Linked DNA regions of Homo sapiens: region 2 is linked to region 1. Evidence: read pairs that join two places in POLR2A ChIA-PET (ENCODE). Cell type or tissue: K562. All regions are shown on one strand. Links, peaks and the distances in the headings refer to the core of each region. The heading gives the core; the rest is flanking DNA. Region 1 overlaps HSPBAP1 (HSPB1 associated protein 1). Region 2 overlaps PDIA5 (protein disulfide isomerase family A member 5).

Region 1 (4,396 bases), core at 101-4,100:
AAAAATTTTTAAACCCTAAAATCCCAATAAGGAAATAGTCAAAGACCAATTATCAGGAAAAAATACAAATTACTAATAAACATGAACGTATGTTCAACATCACCAGCAATCAAATAAATGTGTTTTTTTTTTTTTTTTTTTTTTTGGAGACAGAGTCTCACTCTGTGGCCCAGGTTGGAGTGCAGTGGCACTATCTTGGCTCACTGCAACCTCTGCTTCTGGGGTTCAAGCGAGTCTCACGCCTCACCTCCCAAATAGCTGAGATTACAGGCGTGCACCACCACACTGGCTAATTGGCTAATTTTTTGTATTTTTAGCAGAGACGGGGTTTTGCCACGTGCCCAGGCTGGTCTCGAACTCCTGAGCTCAGGTAATCCGCCCACCTTGGCCCCCCAAAGTGCTAGGATTACAGGCATGAGCCACTGTGCCCGGCCAAATAAATGTTAATTAAAATAATGAGATAACATTTTTCACGTAACAGGGCCTCATTCTGTCTCCCAGGCTTGAGTGCAGTAGCATGATCACAGCTGACTGCAGCCTCGACCTCCCAGGCTCAGGTGATCTCCCATCTCAACCTCCTGGGTAGCTGGGACAACAGGTGCACACCATCATGCCAAGATAATTTTTTTATACTTTTTGTAGAGACAGGGTTTTGCTATGTTGCCCAGGCTGGTCTTGAACTCCTGGGCTCAAGCAATCCTCCTGCTCCAGCCTCCCAAAGAACTGGGATTACAGGCATGAGCTACCATGGCCAGCCTGAAAGATCTTTAAGATAAATTTCAGTTTTGGCCAAAGAGTAGCAAAACAGGAACCCTCACATGTTCTGAAAAGAATGTAAATAGAAACCGCCTTCGTGCAAAGCCCTTAGCTGTATGTTTCAAAGTCTTTCATTCTTTCACTTCACAAATTCAATGTCCATTAGGTGCTCAGCCCATGATGAGACGTGGCCCTTGCCCTCACAGAAGTGACCTTCTTGAGGGGAAGAGACTTTAAACAGGTAATTATACAACCATGTGATTACAACTGTGCTAAGTGTTACTAAGAAATACAAAGTGTTCTGAGGTAATTGAATAGTCACACCTGATTTGGGGTATGGGGAAGGATAGATTTGGTCAGGAAAAATGACATTTAAGCTAAGATCTGACAGAAGGAGATGAATTATTTAGGTAAAGTAGGGGGAAAGGGAAGTGAGAAAAGAGAGGCTAGACACAGGGAACTACATACACATGCAAAGGCCCTGAAGTAGGAAGAAACAAAGCCCTGGAAATACAGAAACTGAAAAATGCTTGTCTGGCCTGAGCTCAGGGACAGAAATGATGCTGGGCCTTCCACACCACAATGGACATTTTGGTCTTTAGCCTAAGCGTAACTGGAAGCCATTTAAGTGTTTTAAGCAGAGAAATAAGATTAGATTTGTTTTCCTAAAAGTCATCTCTGGCTTCAGTATGAGGAATGGTGTGGGAAGGGAGGGCAAGGGGTGCAGAGAGACTAGGATGAGGCCACGCAACTATGGAGGTGAGAGACAGCGAGCAGGGTAACGCCCACTAGAGGATGGCTGTGGAGACAGACAGAAGCAGGCAGATGCTAGATATTTAGGATGTAAGTCACTGAGTCACAAGACACCATTCAAGACAGGCAATCAGAATGATTCAGAAGTTCTGGTGTAAGAAGCTTCACAGATAGTGTTGCTACTGATGATAATGCTCATATCCTTTGATCCAGTAACTCTCCTTCTAGGTATCAATCCTAAGGAAGTAATCAGAAACTGACAAAATCTGTTTGCAAAGATGTTCACTACAGTCTTTTTAAAATTTAAAACTTGTAAGCAATCTAAATCATCAAAACTTTAAAATAAATTATGATACTACCAAACAATGAAATATTACGTAGCCATTGAAAAATCATACAATCTCAAGAGAAGCTGCTCAGAGTAAAAGAAAAAAAAAAAGCAAGCTGTGAAAATTAATATAACTTTATTTTTAAAATACAAAAAGGCCTACATGGGCATACCTCAAAATATAACTAGTGATTATCTCTGGGTAGTGGGACCTTTGCAAGTCATATACTTAATAAGGGTAGTATCCAGAATATATAAAGAACTCTTATAACTCAATAATAAAAAGACAAAAACAATTAGAAAATGGGCAAAGGATTTGAATAGACATTTTTCCAAAGAAGACATACAAATGGCCAACACACACATAAAAAGATGCTCAACATTATTAGTCATTAAGGAAACACAAATCAAAACTATAATAATACTTCCCATACACTAGAATAGTTATAATTTTTTTTTCTTTTTTTTTGTACTTTTAGTAGAGACGGGGTTTCACCATGTTGGCCAGGCTGGTCTCAAACTCCTGACCTCGTGATCCACCCGCCTTGGCCTCCCAAAGTGCTGGGATTACAGGCGTGAGCCACTGCGTCCGGCCTAGAATAGCTATAATTTTTAAAATGGAGTGTTGGCAAGGATGTGGAAAAAACTGGAACTCTCATACATTGAAGGTGAGAATATAAAATGATGCAGCTGCTTTGGAAAACGGTTTCTCAAAATGTTAAACACAGAATTACTGTATGACCCAGCAATTCTACTCCAAGAGAAATGAAAATACATGTCCACACAAAAACATGTACATGAATGTTCATAGTAGCATTATCTGTAATAGCCAAAAAATGGAATGACTCAAACGTCCATCAACTGAATAGATAAATAAAATGTACATATTTGTACAACAAAATATTATTTGGCAATAGAAAGAATTGAAGTACTGATATGTATTACAACATGGATGAACCTTCAAAACATACTAAATGAAAGAAGCCAGGCACAAAAGGGCCAATAGTGAATGATTCCACTTATATGATATATTCTAAGTAGTCAAATTCATAGACACAGAAAGTAAATCAGTGGTTGCCAGGGCCTGGGGTAAGGCAGAATGGAAAATGATGGCTTAAGGGGTACTGGGCTTATTTATGGGATAATAGCAATATTCTAGAATTAGATAGTAGTGATGATTGTACAATATTGTGCATATACTAACAACCAATGAATTGCATACTTTTAAATGGCTAAAATGCTAAATTTTATGTTATGTGGATTTTATTTAATAAAAAAGAACATCGTCTTTACTAAAAGCTCAGAGTCATTTCTCACAACCTCAGAGAGTTATTTTCCTTTTTTTTGTGCTTAAGTATTAACTTGAAAATGTCAAATTACTGTGTCTTATCTATAAAATGGGATAACAGCAGCTCTGTCCTAAGGTTTTAGGAAGATTAAGAAAGCTAATACCGTATGTGCAAAGTATTCACAATAGTGCCTGAAACAATAGCTTTAAATAAATATTAGCTATTGGTAGTATTGTGTACTTGGAGTCTAACTAGAATGTGAAAAAATTACTATTTCTATTTTTCTCCAAATTAGTGCCTAACAGACACTTCAGTGAGAGGCAGATTTCTTTGACTAAAATCAAGAAAGAAAAGGCACAATTTGATTTTTATGTTATTGCTGCTGGTCTAAATTGAATTTTAAACAGTTTGGTCTCTGATTATAATGAGATGACAAAGAGTTCCAGGTATATTCAACATGCTACACCTGTCACAGGAGTACAAAGGGGTTCCAGACACCAAAAACTAAATAATTCTGTCAGCTATACTACAAGGTCGAAATGAGAGAAAGCAGCTTGGAGCAGCAGGAAGCGAAGCTGGGGACTTTTCTAGTTCTCCTAAGCTATTAATAGATATTAATAAGCCACTTTACCTCAATGCTTAAAAAACTGAAATTCTAGACTACCAAACTTACCCATATTGAAATACAAGTTAAACATCAGAAAAATGATTATAGACTCTCTTAGATTAGAAACTGTAATTTTAGAGTTAATGGTAAATTACCTAAATTTTAGAGTTAATGGTAATTGCTTTATCTGAAAATAGGGCAAACAAATCAAAATGTTATGATTTTGATTTCAGAAAAGAAGAGGCAGAATCTATTTGCTTAAGAGAATAAAAGAGCGAGCTTTACATATGTTTCATGTTTGTGCAATGCAAAACAGGTCAGTCAGTCAATAAAGCAGAGGGATAAAATTACAACCAAGTAATTATATACAACTATAAATAGTGCCCGAAGCCACAAATAAAAGGACACATTCTACTTGAGTAAAAAGTGGACGGGACTATTAGATTAGTATTGGTCTAATAGGAACATGAATAAGAGCACATTAACAAATATTTATTTATTAAGTGTCTAACATTTAATGAACCACAATAATGTCTAGCAATATACATATAAGATACATGAACAAATACATTTTGTATGGGGTTATAAACTATAGACAAAACAGTCTATAGTTTATACAGACAAAAACAAAAAACACTTAAGCCAAACTGTTTTCCAAACCTT
Region 2 (4,396 bases), core at 113-4,112, 310 kb after region 1:
AGGACCCAAACCAGAATCACACACTGCATTTAATTGTCCTTCTTTAGTCTCCTTTAATCTGGAATAGTTCCTCAGTCTCTGTCTTTTGTGACCTTGACATTTTTAAAGAATTTTCCTCAATTTGGTTTTTGATGATGTTTTCATTTAGTGCATTATATCAGGGGGCACCTGACGTCAATTTGACCCATTACTGGTGGTGTTACTGTTGGTCCCTTAGTTAAGGGGGTTTCTGCCATGTTTTCCCACTGTAAAGATACATTTTCTGGTGGGGAGATACTTTGAGGCAGTTAATTATTTTCATAATGGTAGCCAAGTGGTGGTAATTTTTTTCTTTAAACATTTAGATTGGACATGCTTATTATGGCAAGTTGAAAAATAGAGAAAAGGGAAGAATAAATATTACCGAGGGCAAATCCTCAGTGTTTTTCTGAGCATACTTTTGTTTACTTATAGTTGTGGTTATACCACGTATATTTTGAATTCTTTTTTTTTTTTTTTTTTTTTTTGAGATGGAGTCTCACTCTGTCGCTGAGGCTGGAGTGCAATGGTGCGATCTCGGCTCACTGCAAGCTCCGCCTCCTGGGTTCACGCCATTCTCCTGCCTCAGCTTCCTGAGTAGCTGGGACTACAGGCGCCCGCCACCACGCCCGGCTAATTTTTTGTATTTTTAGTAGAGACGGGGTTTCACTGTGTTGGCCAGGATGGTCTCGATCTCCTGACCTCGTGATCCGCCCACCTCGGCCTCCCAAAGTGAATTCTATTTTTAAAGACATTAAAGCAAATATTTTTGCATTGCGAAGTCTTTAAAAACACCATTTAAATAAAATACCATCTAAATGGCTTATTCTTCTATTGAGTGGTTTACTCTGTGTAACCATTCTGTTGTTGTTGGACATTTAGGTTGTTTATAGGTTTTAACTCTTATGGTTAGAATGGTTGTGAGTCATACGTGTGTCAGACCTCTGCTAATTTCCTCAGGACACATTCCCAGAAGTGGAATTACCAAGTCAAAGAGCATAAATACTTTAGAGATACATGATAAATTGTGCCAGCTACCTTTCCAAAAGAGTTGTACTAGTTGAGGTTTCTGCCAGCAGTATATGACAGTTGGGCTCCATATTTTAAGAGATTCACTAATGGTGTTTCTCAACCTTTTTTTTTTAAACTGTGACCCACCAATGAAGATTTGTGTTGAGATTAATTTCCTATATTTTGACTTATGAGAGCCTAGGTATTTATTTCTAAAAATAAATTATGGTATAAAATAGCACATTACTCTTTTCAAGCTGCAACAGTCTGAAACAGAGCATTGGGAAGAACTCTGGGAATCACTGAGGTGGCAGTGTCTAGACAGTGGGGATTTGAGGTCACACGTGAGGAATTAGGATATTTCACCTAGAGAATCCTAAAAGAGACGTGTTTGCTGTCTTTGGAGTGTGATAGGCTGACAGATGGGTGTGTGTGTGGGGGGGATTTAACATTTCTAATGAGGAGCCCTCCAAGATGATATGGGTATGGTGTAGGACATGGGACTTCTACATATTAGCATATTGAGTTCCCACAGCCTTCTGGGTCCAGCTGAGTTGAGTGGTCTCAGGAGATTTTGAGTCCTTGGCTCTGGAGGGCTACCTGGAGGCTGGAGACGGTATGTGAGGAATTTTGAGGGGATTTCTATATTTTTGGGAAACTCATCAGCCCAACTCAACTCTGAATTGAAAGAGATGTCCTAGCTTTTCTGTCTCCAGCAGTGGTCCTCTTACCAGAAAAGGGCTGAGGTAAGGAAATTGGAGAGTTCCCGGGCTAATTCTTCTTTCATTTGTGAATAGCTGGCACCAGGTGACCAAAGTACCTGATAAGAACAGGCACACTGAAAATTTGGGCTACTGGGAAGAACACTGGGTAAATCAATCCCTTGACAGTCTCTCTGTCTCCTTCCTTATAAATAACATATCTAAAGTTAATGCATGATTTGGTGCTTGAGGCACTTTGAAATATCCCAGTTGGAACAGATGTTTGTATTTCTTTCTAGTTAAAGCTTTTGTTCAGTGGGCACTCAAGATCTATTTGTGTGTGCCAGAACACCCAGAATGAGAGCTCCTTAAAAAGATCATTTATTTCACCCATGCAGAAGCCTGCACAGGGATATTCCAGGGCCAGAGTATCCCTCTGTGGTGTCAGGGACCCAGGTAACGTCTATCTTATTAGCTCCTCTTTAGCAGGCCCTTCCTCCCCATTGTCTCAAGGTGGCTACTTGAGTTCCAGCCATCTTGTCCAAATTCCAGCTGGCAGGAATGAGGCAGGGACTAAGAAGACTCTTATCAGATGTCTGTTAGGGACAGTTTCTAAAAGTTGCCACATCACACTTAAGCTTACATTCCAAGGGCTGGAACATGGCCCCCTTGCTGCAAGGGAGACTGAGAGATAAGGCTTTTATTGCGGGTGGCCACATGCCCAGGGAAACTCAATGGTTTCTTCACAAGGTGTGATTACCTCACAGTACTTCTCTGGTGGTGGTCGTGAGAATGGGTTTACCAAATGATATGATTGTAAAGAACTTTGGAAATCACTTTCAGTTCCTCAGTTTTCCAGAGTAGGAAACAGACTTGGAGAAGGAGAGATGACAACTAGTAATAATCAAAGTCAGCACAAAACTTGAGCTTCTGACTCCAAGTACGGTGTTCTTTCCGCCAAACCACCAGCTCTAAATTCTCAGCCCGCTCAAGTTCTCTGACCTTGGATTCAGGGCCACATCTGTTTTCTCAGGTCTTCCTCTTTTCCCTGAGTCCCTTTCGTACCAGCTTCTTATGAGTCTAGACTTAGATTCTGACATTTAAAAACTATTTTGAGCAAAATGTGGGTTAAACTAAATTAAACCTGTTTCTTCACAGTTCTTAACATAAGGGTATCTTTTTTTCAGGTGGCAGAGCAAAAGAGGTTGAGTCCCACCTTCACCCTTTTTCCTCAATGTTAAACTTCTGTTCCCAAGTCTTCCTCCGTTAGCAAGCTGCTTTTACATAATTGAATATCTCTGGCTTCATGGTCTGCATTGAATAGTAAATCTATAATGACAGACGGCTTTGCTAGTTACAGAGAATGCGAGGGTGCTGGCACGCGCCCCAGAGATGAGGAGCTTTTTAAAGCTGAGGTGTAATGTGGCAAGGACTGTTCTCCCTGATTATCTCCCAGCGTGCTGGGACTCTTATCTCTTTAGTCTGATGGAGATGCTGGGTGGCGATCAGCCTCATTAAGTGAGCTGAGTGAAGAGAGGAGTTTGTGTGTGCTATGTTAGCAGATTGGGAGGACCACACACTTCCTGCACACAGCCTCTGGCTGGAAACAGACCTGGGCTAATTGCCACATTTAGGATCTTCATGCTCTTGGCCCCAGGAACCTTGGGAGACTCCAGGATCTGCTGGACTTGCAGAAAGCAGAGGGTTAGTCTAAACCCCTGCTGGGACCCTCCTTGCCCTGGGATTCTGGGAGATAGGGGCATTTCCTGGTTGCTTCGGTAGGCCCTGCCTTGGAAGGAGATGTTCCTTTTCTGCTTGTGTTGTGCCATCTGTTGCAGCAGTCCAGGGAGCTTGTGGGGTTGAGAGAAGCAGGCCTCCTGTGGCCTGGAGTCGGGAGGCCCAAGTTCTAGTCCTGGCTCTGTTACTTACCTACTGTGTGACCTTGGTAATTAATGTAACCTGTCTGAGCCTCAGTTTCTTCATCTGTAGGATGAGGCGAGTACCTACCCACTGGGGTATTGTGAGGGGTAAACGAGTTAGTGGGTATGAAACCTGGGAAGTGTGCTCTAAATGTGCCGTGTGACCTCTTGGTCTGGGTCGCTGTGCAGCTGGTGATGATTTGAGGTTTTCTGGTGGCTGAATGTGTGTACGTGTTCGCTCCTTCCTGCCTGGACCTGCTGCCCTGCCTGATTGCAGGCAGGGCCCCTGGAGAGGAAGAGGTGGTCCCCGTGTTACTGCTGTCCTTGCTCCCCTTATAAGTTGTCTCGCTAATAAAGAGAAGTGCAATTATTCTGTGCTTCTGCATGCCAAACATTATGTTAGATTCTTTGTCATCTCTCCCCTCATGTAGTCCTGAGCCACTCTGCAAGGTGGGCATTGGTATTCTCCTCTCCACCTTGTAGGTGGGGAGTTGACACTCAGAGGTCTAGTAACAGGCCTGAGGTCATCCTGCTATAAATGGTGGCACCTGGATTTCCCCCAGGTCTGTCTGACTCCTGAGCCAGTGCTCTTTCTGTGGTGTCTGGAAGACTGCAGAGGGAGAAGAGAGTGGGTTTCTAAGTGGGATGGTGGTTTGTCTGGCCGGCCCTGAATGAGCAGACACCTGTTACAAGAGCACGGCAGGGGGTCTGGAAGATGAGGAAGGACTCAGTCTCCACCCCATTGCC

The links. ChIA-PET counts read pairs that join two places held together with the same protein. Peaks named below come from ENCODE experiments on the same cell type or tissue, not always from the same donor. Only the 100,000 strongest peaks of a DNase experiment are listed, where the experiment ranks them.
Region 2: POLR2A ChIA-PET joins it to region 1 with 5 read pairs; 2 of 35 experiments call an interaction of 5 or more read pairs at or near these places.

What each region holds. Positions count from the first base shown.
Region 1 is chr3:122,773,182-122,777,577 of GRCh38, forward strand. All of the region lies in intron 2 of HSPBAP1 (HSPB1 associated protein 1), which reads right to left. Among named protein-coding and RNA genes, the nearest start is that of HSPBAP1, 18 kb to the right of the region's middle. In K562, for the core only: no CTCF peak of the experiment used is centred there; no DNase peak of the experiment used is centred there.
Region 2 is chr3:123,078,693-123,083,088 of GRCh38, forward strand. All of the region lies in intron 1 of PDIA5 (protein disulfide isomerase family A member 5), which reads left to right. Among named protein-coding and RNA genes, the nearest start is that of PDIA5, 14 kb to the left of the region's middle. In K562, for the core only: no CTCF peak of the experiment used is centred there; DNase peaks (open chromatin) are centred at 2,399 and 3,869.